Linked DNA regions of Homo sapiens: regions 1 and 3 are each linked to region 2. A link is a loop called in an ENCODE intact Hi-C map of the cell type or tissue named here. Cell type or tissue: heart right ventricle. All regions are shown on one strand. Region 1 has its middle 10 kb from the start of SPIN3. Region 2 overlaps NBDY (negative regulator of P-body association). Region 3 has its middle 17 kb from the start of SPIN3.

The links. A loop is a pair of places that touch in the nucleus more often than their neighbours do. Peaks named below come from ENCODE experiments on the same cell type or tissue, not always from the same donor. Only the 100,000 strongest peaks of a DNase experiment are listed, where the experiment ranks them.
Region 1: a loop joins it to region 2, with 6 times the contacts of the local background. A loop is called at or near these places in 9 of 110 quality-filtered maps.
Region 3: it touches region 2 in a loop (6-fold over the local background); 8 of 110 quality-filtered maps call a loop at or near these places.

The regions. Positions count from the first base shown.
Region 1 is chrX:56,984,006-56,986,505 of GRCh38, reverse strand. It overlaps a transcript of SPIN3 not described here. Among named protein-coding and RNA genes, the nearest start is that of SPIN3, 10 kb to the left of the region's middle. In heart right ventricle, no CTCF peak of the experiment used is centred here; no DNase peak of the experiment used is centred here.
Region 2 is chrX:56,763,556-56,766,055 of GRCh38, reverse strand. The region is part of intron 2 of NBDY (negative regulator of P-body association); the gene reads right to left. Among named protein-coding and RNA genes, the nearest start is that of NBDY, 36 kb to the right of the region's middle. RefSeq lists enhancers at 1,440-1,799, 1,795-2,296, 2,260-2,379, 2,400-2,449. In heart right ventricle, CTCF peaks have their summits at 1,246 and 1,449 (motif pointing left); a DNase peak (open chromatin) is centred at 1,445; H3K27ac peaks cover 1,311 bases.
Region 3 is chrX:56,977,348-56,979,847 of GRCh38, reverse strand. It overlaps a transcript of SPIN3 not described here. Among named protein-coding and RNA genes, the nearest start is that of SPIN3, 17 kb to the left of the region's middle. In heart right ventricle, a CTCF peak has its summit at 1,480 (motif pointing right); no DNase peak of the experiment used is centred here.

The sequences.
Region 1 (2,500 bases), 220 kb before region 2:
TAAGGAGATAAAGCTTAAAGAGAAAAAGGAAACCAAGGTCACACAGCTGGTAAGAGTGCTGGACTGAAACTAGCTCTCTTGATGCCAAGTAATAGTCTAATTATTATTTTTTCCTAATATTTGCATAAAGAAATGGGAAAGAAACAGTAGCACCAAGGGGGAAGTCCAGGTGATTCACAGCTGTGATTTTCGCCATGACTCATTCATATTCTTCCCTCTCTATCACCCTCTTTTACACACACTTTGTTCCTACTGTTAAATCTACTTAATTCATTCATTTGTTCAACAAATTTATTCAGTGCCTACTTTGTTCCAGGCACTTTAACTAGGCATTTGGGATATATCATGAACAAAGCATTCAGTGATGCCTGTTCTCATGGAGCTTACATTCAAGCAAGGGGAGGCTAACAATTAAAAAAATAATAATAATAAGTAAATTATGTGGGATGTCAAAATTGATAACTGTTATAAAAAAGAAAATTAGAACAAGATAAGAGGGAAGGGAAGTGGTAGGTCACCATGGTAAATAGGGAGATTGGGGTGGACTTCATGGAGAAGGTAATATTTGAGCAAATAAATGAAGGAAGTGAGTTAGCCAAGCATATATCTAGAGAAAGAGCATACTAGGCAAAAGGAACTACTAGAGGAAAGGGCCTAAGAGATAAGTGTGTTTTTGGCATGTTCAAAGACTAACAGGGAGGCTTATTTAGCTAGAGCTACATAGGTGAAGGAGAAAGACATAAGAGAAGTCAGAGAGGAAATAAGGGTCTAAATAATATAAGGCATTGTAAAGACTTGGTATTTACTCTGCATGAAATGGGGAGCCTGTCACAAGTTGGGTTTTCCCAGGAAACAGACCCAGAAACAAAGTTAATCTTGTAGAAAATTTATTAAGCAGCGCCCTTGGGGTCAATACCTGGGGAAGAAATGGGAAAGCAGCAGGAGCACAAAGAAAATGAAGCTCTAAAAAGACTCAGTTACAGTGTCAACCACACCCACAGGAAGCTGTGGAACTAGAATGGCCCTTCAGAGTTGGGGTAATATTTACAGGCCTTTCAACCCCTACACTAATCCGTCTTTGGATATGGGCTGCCCCAGGAAGGGGTGTTGCATTGGACAAAGTTGCTTTCAGCAGCTGAGGCAATCTCTAATGGGGGTGAGAGCTGAAGCAGCATAATAAGTCCATCACTGAAGCATAACCTGGGTGTTGCATCCCATGTCCACAAACCCACTGTGGATTTTCAGCAGAGAATTGACCTCACTTATGTTTCTAAAAAAATCTCTCTGCTGTTTTAAGGACGGGCTATAAAGGAGAGAGTGAGGAAGCAGGGAAACTAGTTAGAGTATTGCAGTATCCCATGTGTGAGATTATATCTGAGAGGTAACAATGGAGATGGTGAGAGGTATTTAAATTTGGGGTATATTTTGAAGGAAGAGTAAGTAGAACTTTCTCACAAATTAGAAGTGAAATGTAAGGAAAGAGAGGAGTCATGGATGGCTCCAAAAAACAACTGGGAAGATGGAGTTGCCACTGATAGAGATGAAGAAGGCTATGGTTTGGATGGGTGCTAGGAAGAGGAGAGGCTAGGAAATCAGTTTTGGACAAGTTGAGTTTGAAGGTGTTTTTAGGACACCTAAGTGGGGCTGTTGAACAGTTATTGGATATATGAGTGTGCAGTTCATGGGAGAGGTCTGACTAAGCTGGATACATAAGTTGGAAATTTCTCCATGTAAATAATACTTAAAACCATGGGACTGTATGAGATCACCCTAGGGAATGGGTGTACATAGAGAACAACAGATGACCATGGACAGAGACCTGGGTCTTAAAGAGATCAGAGAGAAGAGGAGACACAAACAAGAGACTGAGAAGTCACCACCAGTGAGGTAGGAGGTAAACGAAGTGTGATGTCTTGGAAGTCCTTTTTGGCCTTCCTCCTTCCCATAAATCTCTTTGTGACAATTTTTTTTTTCACTTAATCTCAAATGTCAGCTCCTCCACTGTACTTTTTTTTTTTGCTTTTCAGCTCCTTTGAATAAACCTGCCCACCACCAAGAACCCATACATGACTTTCTTTTCATTGTATCAAAGTAATGTGTCCACCGGTGTGAGCACCAGCAACTCACTTCTTCCTCAGACATCTCTAAAGCTGGAAAGATTTTGAGGGACAATATGGTTTCCTTCACCCCACACCAATGTTATGAATGAGACCAGCAGACCAACAGCAAACACCTAGAAGGTAAGAAGTTATTTTTTAAATATCCTCTTCCAACCCTATAACACGGCAGAAAGCAAATGGAATGGATGGAACAAGTGTCAAAAAACAGTGTCTTCGTGAACGAGAGAGAGGGGAGGTGGGCTCTGAAAGCCTAACTCAAAGCTCAGTTGACTAATTAAAGAAGGAAATTAGAGGGCCGTGCTGGTATGTGCCTGTAGTTCCAGCTGCTGGGATGGCTGAAGTGAGAGGATCCCTGAGTGCAGGAGTTCAAGTCCCATCTG
Region 2 (2,500 bases):
ACGTGGGTAGCCTTTTGGTGGACCAGAGGGACTAAACTCATGACCTTCATCTGTGCTCCTTAAAGAACGAATGTGAAGCTTTCTCCAGGCCTAATTCTGCAGAGGGACATCCCACATCACCAAGGAGCAAAAGAAGAAGCAGTCTGCTAGAACACGTGCCCACCCAGATCCGCAAGTGAAAGGAAAAACAGAAGCAGAATCAGAAGCAGAAGCAAAAGCAAAAAAAGAAAAAGAGGCAAAGGAGAAGGAAGTGCAGGGGGAGGGGGAGGAGGAGTAGAAGGAGGAAAAAGAAGAAAAAGAAAAAGGAGGAGTAGGAAGATAAGAAGGAGTTGGAGGAGGAGGAGCAAGAGGAGAAGGAGGAGAAGGAGAAGAATTAAAGAAGAGGGGTAGGAGGAGGAAGAGGAAGAAGAATCAGAAGGAGAACAGGAAGTGAGAGGTCCATGCCACTGTAGCTGTCCCGAAGGATCTAGTTTAGGAGGGCCTCAACGCGTGGTGACATACAACGAGGGGCACGGAGCCACTTCTGACATCCGGCTTAAAGGACACACAACCAGGAAGCGTCTTGTTGATGGGGTATTTCCTGAGTAAGATCAAAAGCTTTGATCCACAAGTAGGCCTGCAGAAGCTACAGAGAACACAGGTGCTGGCTGAACCTTGCCCTGAAGATGTCATCAGCTGACTGCAAGGGGCTACCAAGCCCCAAGGCTACAAGGCCAAGGCAGGGAAGGACCGCCCAAAAAAGAATAAGATGAAAAACGGGGAGGAATTGGACACCAGGGAAAAGAGATAATCAGCCACCCACTGCAATATGGAGACAGGGCAGAAAGGAGAGGGAAACGCCAATTTCTCCTCGCAGGGGTCAGCTAGAGTCCTACTAATTTCCTTAGGAAAAGTAAGCCTGTTTTCCCTAACGGTGTCCCCGCGCCCAGCTGACCCTGCCTTCCAGTCTGCTCCTGGAGCAGAAGTGGAGAAAAAGTAAAGAGAATGAAGAAGAAAAAAGTGAAGGGAGAAAAACTCCAAAAGTACACAAAGAATCAGTGAGCAATGAGATTGACAGCGAACTGCAATGCAAAGTGCCTCAGATGGACAGCTGGCAGCACTATGAGTGGCCTCTTGTGGCCTCACAGAGGAAGAGCCACCAGCCAGGAGAAAGCATCAGCCCCTCAAGCCCGGGTCTGCACCGCGTGGGCACAGAGGCCTGTTGGGCCAGGAAGCTGCCCTGCTCCCTGTGGCCCCCACCCCTACCCCATCCTACTGTTGCCGGTTCCCCCAAAGTGACCACATAGATGGGAAGCCCTGCTGTAGGTGAGATGGGTGCTCCTAGGCCAGTTTCTTTTTTTTTTTTTTTTTTTTGGTGTTTGTTTTGGTTTTTGGCACCAAAAACAGAAAGAGGGAAAGAAAATGGGGGAAGGGAAAGACAAGACTGCTGTTTGTGGAGCCACATTGCCATCTAGTGGAAGTTGTTTCTGAACACAACAGGATGCACGGACACCTGCCTTCTGCCAGGAACAGAGATCAGCGAGGATGTGCTTAGACTATGTCTAAGCCTGGGTTTCCCCCACCGGGGTTCTGAGCCCTTGAAGGAAGTGTACCTGGCATTGGGACGCTTTGGAGAAGCAACTACTCTAGAGGCCCCAGGACAGAACAGCCAGGCAGCCCCAAGACCAGTCAGCCCAGAGGGCGGAGCTGGCCCGGCAGCCATGTTGAGATGGACATAAACGAAGCCACTGGCCGAGACGGGGGCCGTTTACTCTGGTGTCTTTTGTGGGGAGTTCCGGGGTTCCCTTGGCTGGAGCCACGTGTTGGCAAGGGGGCCCCGATCCTCCCGGGGAACAAAGGAGCTTCGGGATACTGGAGACGTGGCAACCCAGGACCAGCAGTACCTGGAGATGACCAGGGGAACCCATGGTGGGTCGCCCCTACCTGCCCTTTTTTTCGGAGAGAGCTGTGGAACCAGGGAGGCATCCTGGGAATGAGCACAGGCCAAGGGCCAGCTTGGAGTTCCTCTCTTGTCCTGCTTCAGCCTGGGGGCTCCATGCCGCCATCTCTTTTGCGCTCGTGGGGTTTCCCCAGCACTTGTGCCCAGCTGCCTCCGGTTTCTAGATACAGTTTCCGCTTGATGGCAGTATGGCTCCACAAACGCCAACTACAACTGTAACCCTGCCACTTCAACTCCAGGGCCTCCGCCTTTTCCCATGTGAAAAAAGGTAAAGAGGAAAGAGAAACAAAAAAAAAGACAGAGGAGTGAAAGGAATCAGTCACCTGGTCCCAGATTGATCACCAAACTCATGGGACCGTGTGACCAAGGACCAGGACCAGTAGGCTGGAGATCCTGTGGGAATCCTGTTTAGGGAGCCAGCCTTTGCCCTTCCTTTGGCTCTCTGCAGGTTTCATGGCTCTTGCCCGTGCAGAAAGTAAACAACAAAAAACATGATCATTACTGGGACACCACAGGAGGACTAGGATCATAGGGCTACTGCCCCAGGACAAGGTGCTGGTC
Region 3 (2,500 bases), 210 kb before region 2:
AAAAATGATTACATTTAATTATATCTTCATGTTTTGTGAGGGCTTTAGATCTGATATAAACATACAGGAAAAAATCCTTTTTAATAAAGCTGGAAGAGACATAATAGCATCAGTTTCTAGGCAGAAAATCAGCCCTATACAAATTCTAAAGGCCGGTTACAAACTGGACATGTTTTAACATGGTTTAGAATGTTTTCACCGAAAAACTAGCACTGTGCCTTTGTCTCTGAGAAAAATAGATAAATGTGTCAATTATGTGTTTACAGTTTAATTCATATTCAGTTATATTTTGCAGCTTAAAAGGCCACTAACAAAAAAATAGAACATAACAAAATAAATCTCACTTGGAATACTGGTTGTTTTGTTTGCTGTTTGGTTCTTTTAGTGTACTTTCCTTTTTACTGTGTTTTTGTTTCTGGGTTAAGATGGTGGCAAACTGGTGATGCTTCATCCACTTTTACTCTCTCACTGAATAATCCATGATGGACTGGAGAATCTCAATGATTGGTTCACCATACTCTGGCAGAAATTCCTACTGACTGCCATATAGGTAGGGCTTGACTAAGAAACTCTTGGTAACCAATGCAGACTCAGACCTCTTGAAAAAAAAACAGCAGGGCCAAGCTGGATAAAAGCCAAAATTACTATGTTTGCCAGATTACACTATCAGGTTTTGTAGAACAGCTAGGACTCTCATATACCTAAAGATAGTGAAAAGATGTATAGAGATTGCTGAGGTTGGAAATATATGTTGAGTTTAATCTAACACTGTAATCTACAATGGCCTTTCAATGAAGGTTTAAGGAATTTGGAATCTGTTCTGCAGGCAGAAGGGAAAGTACTGATGATTTTGAGCAGTGACAGTAGGATCAGATGCATGCTTTAAAAGGTCCAGAAGTATAAAGGGTATATGTATATTAGGGCTGGAGTGGCTGGAGGCTGGGAGACAAACTTATTGCAAGACTCCACATAAGATCATATTTACCTCACTGAGTCCTGTCCTCAGGTAAATACTGTTAATTAAAAGGGTTTCACCATTTACAGAGCTTTCAGATTATTTATCCTTAATATTATTATCCCCACATGTGCTCATGAGCAAGCCTCTCAGGATCTTCTGCTCCAGTCTTGTGACGGTAGCATGTTCCTGCTTCTGGTGGTGCTAAACCCTGGGCAATCATCTCTCCTAGGAACAGCTGTTCTTCATGGGTGACTGCTGTGAAACCAACAGGATGGCCTCTTTTCTATTTAATCCTAAGAGTGGGCATAAGGTAAGCGTTTACAAGATTTTACTGAAAGTTTTGGAATGTAAGAAGGAAAATGCTACACTGAATATAATTACAACTATTCAGGCACAGACGCATCCCAGAGTCTCCTACCAAGTTGACTCTCCTGTCTGTCTTCCTTTTCTGCCTTCACTTGGCTTCAGACAGCTCACCTTCCAACCACTGGAAGTGTTTATAGCATCTCCACATCTGTCCACAAGGTGGAGTTCAAGGCCAAATTTTTCACCAGCTCCAGATACTGAAAGGAGTACTTTTTCTTCATTCATAGTCAAGGTAAGGCCTGCCTCCTAGGTCTTCATTTCCTGTTCATACATTGAATCTGACAGTGGCAACATATTCCCTTTGGAGGAAATTCTGTCTAGGCCTAAAGCAGTGTGGTCTAGCTTTATGGTTTGATTAAAGACAATCACACAATGTCCCATATATTTCCTACATCACATGTAGGCCATCAACAGTCTGATCAAGGTTTGGCTATGTCAAGTCCAACACAGCTCCTAGGTATCAAATGATCATAAACTCTGGAGGTTCACTCTCACTCATGGCACCTGTCTTAGCCTATTTTCTGTTGCTTATAACAAAATACCTGAAAATTTATTTAAAAAAATAAAATGTATTTCTTACAGTTCTGGAGGCTGGGAAGTTCAAGATTGAGGGGCCACATCTGGTGAGGGCCTTCTTGATGGTAGAAACTCTCTGCAGTCCTGAGGTAGCACAGGGCATCACATGGCAAGGGGACTAAGTATGCTAACATGGTAGCTTAGGTCTCTCTTTCTCTTCTTATAAAACCACCAGTTCTACTTCCATGATAATCTGTCAGTGGATTAATCCATTCACAAGGGCAGAACCCTCATGTTCCAATCACCTGTTAAAGGCCATACCTCTGAATACTGCCACATTGGAGATTAAGTTTCAACATAAGTTTTGGAGGGAATATTCAAACCATAGAAGTTCCTTTCTGTGTATTTTTATGCATGCATGTACACATGTGTGTAGAGACACAGAGAGGACCAGAGAGGCAGAAAACGCATATATACACCTGTACATTAAATCCATCTATGTGCACATATACGAAGTTGTAGAAATAGAACCATAGTATATATCCTCCTCTATAAATTTTTCCACTTAATAGAACGTGAACATGTTTGTAGGTTCTTATATGCAGAGTTACTTCTTTGTATAGTATTCCATTGTGTGAATAAAGCATAATTTATTTAGCA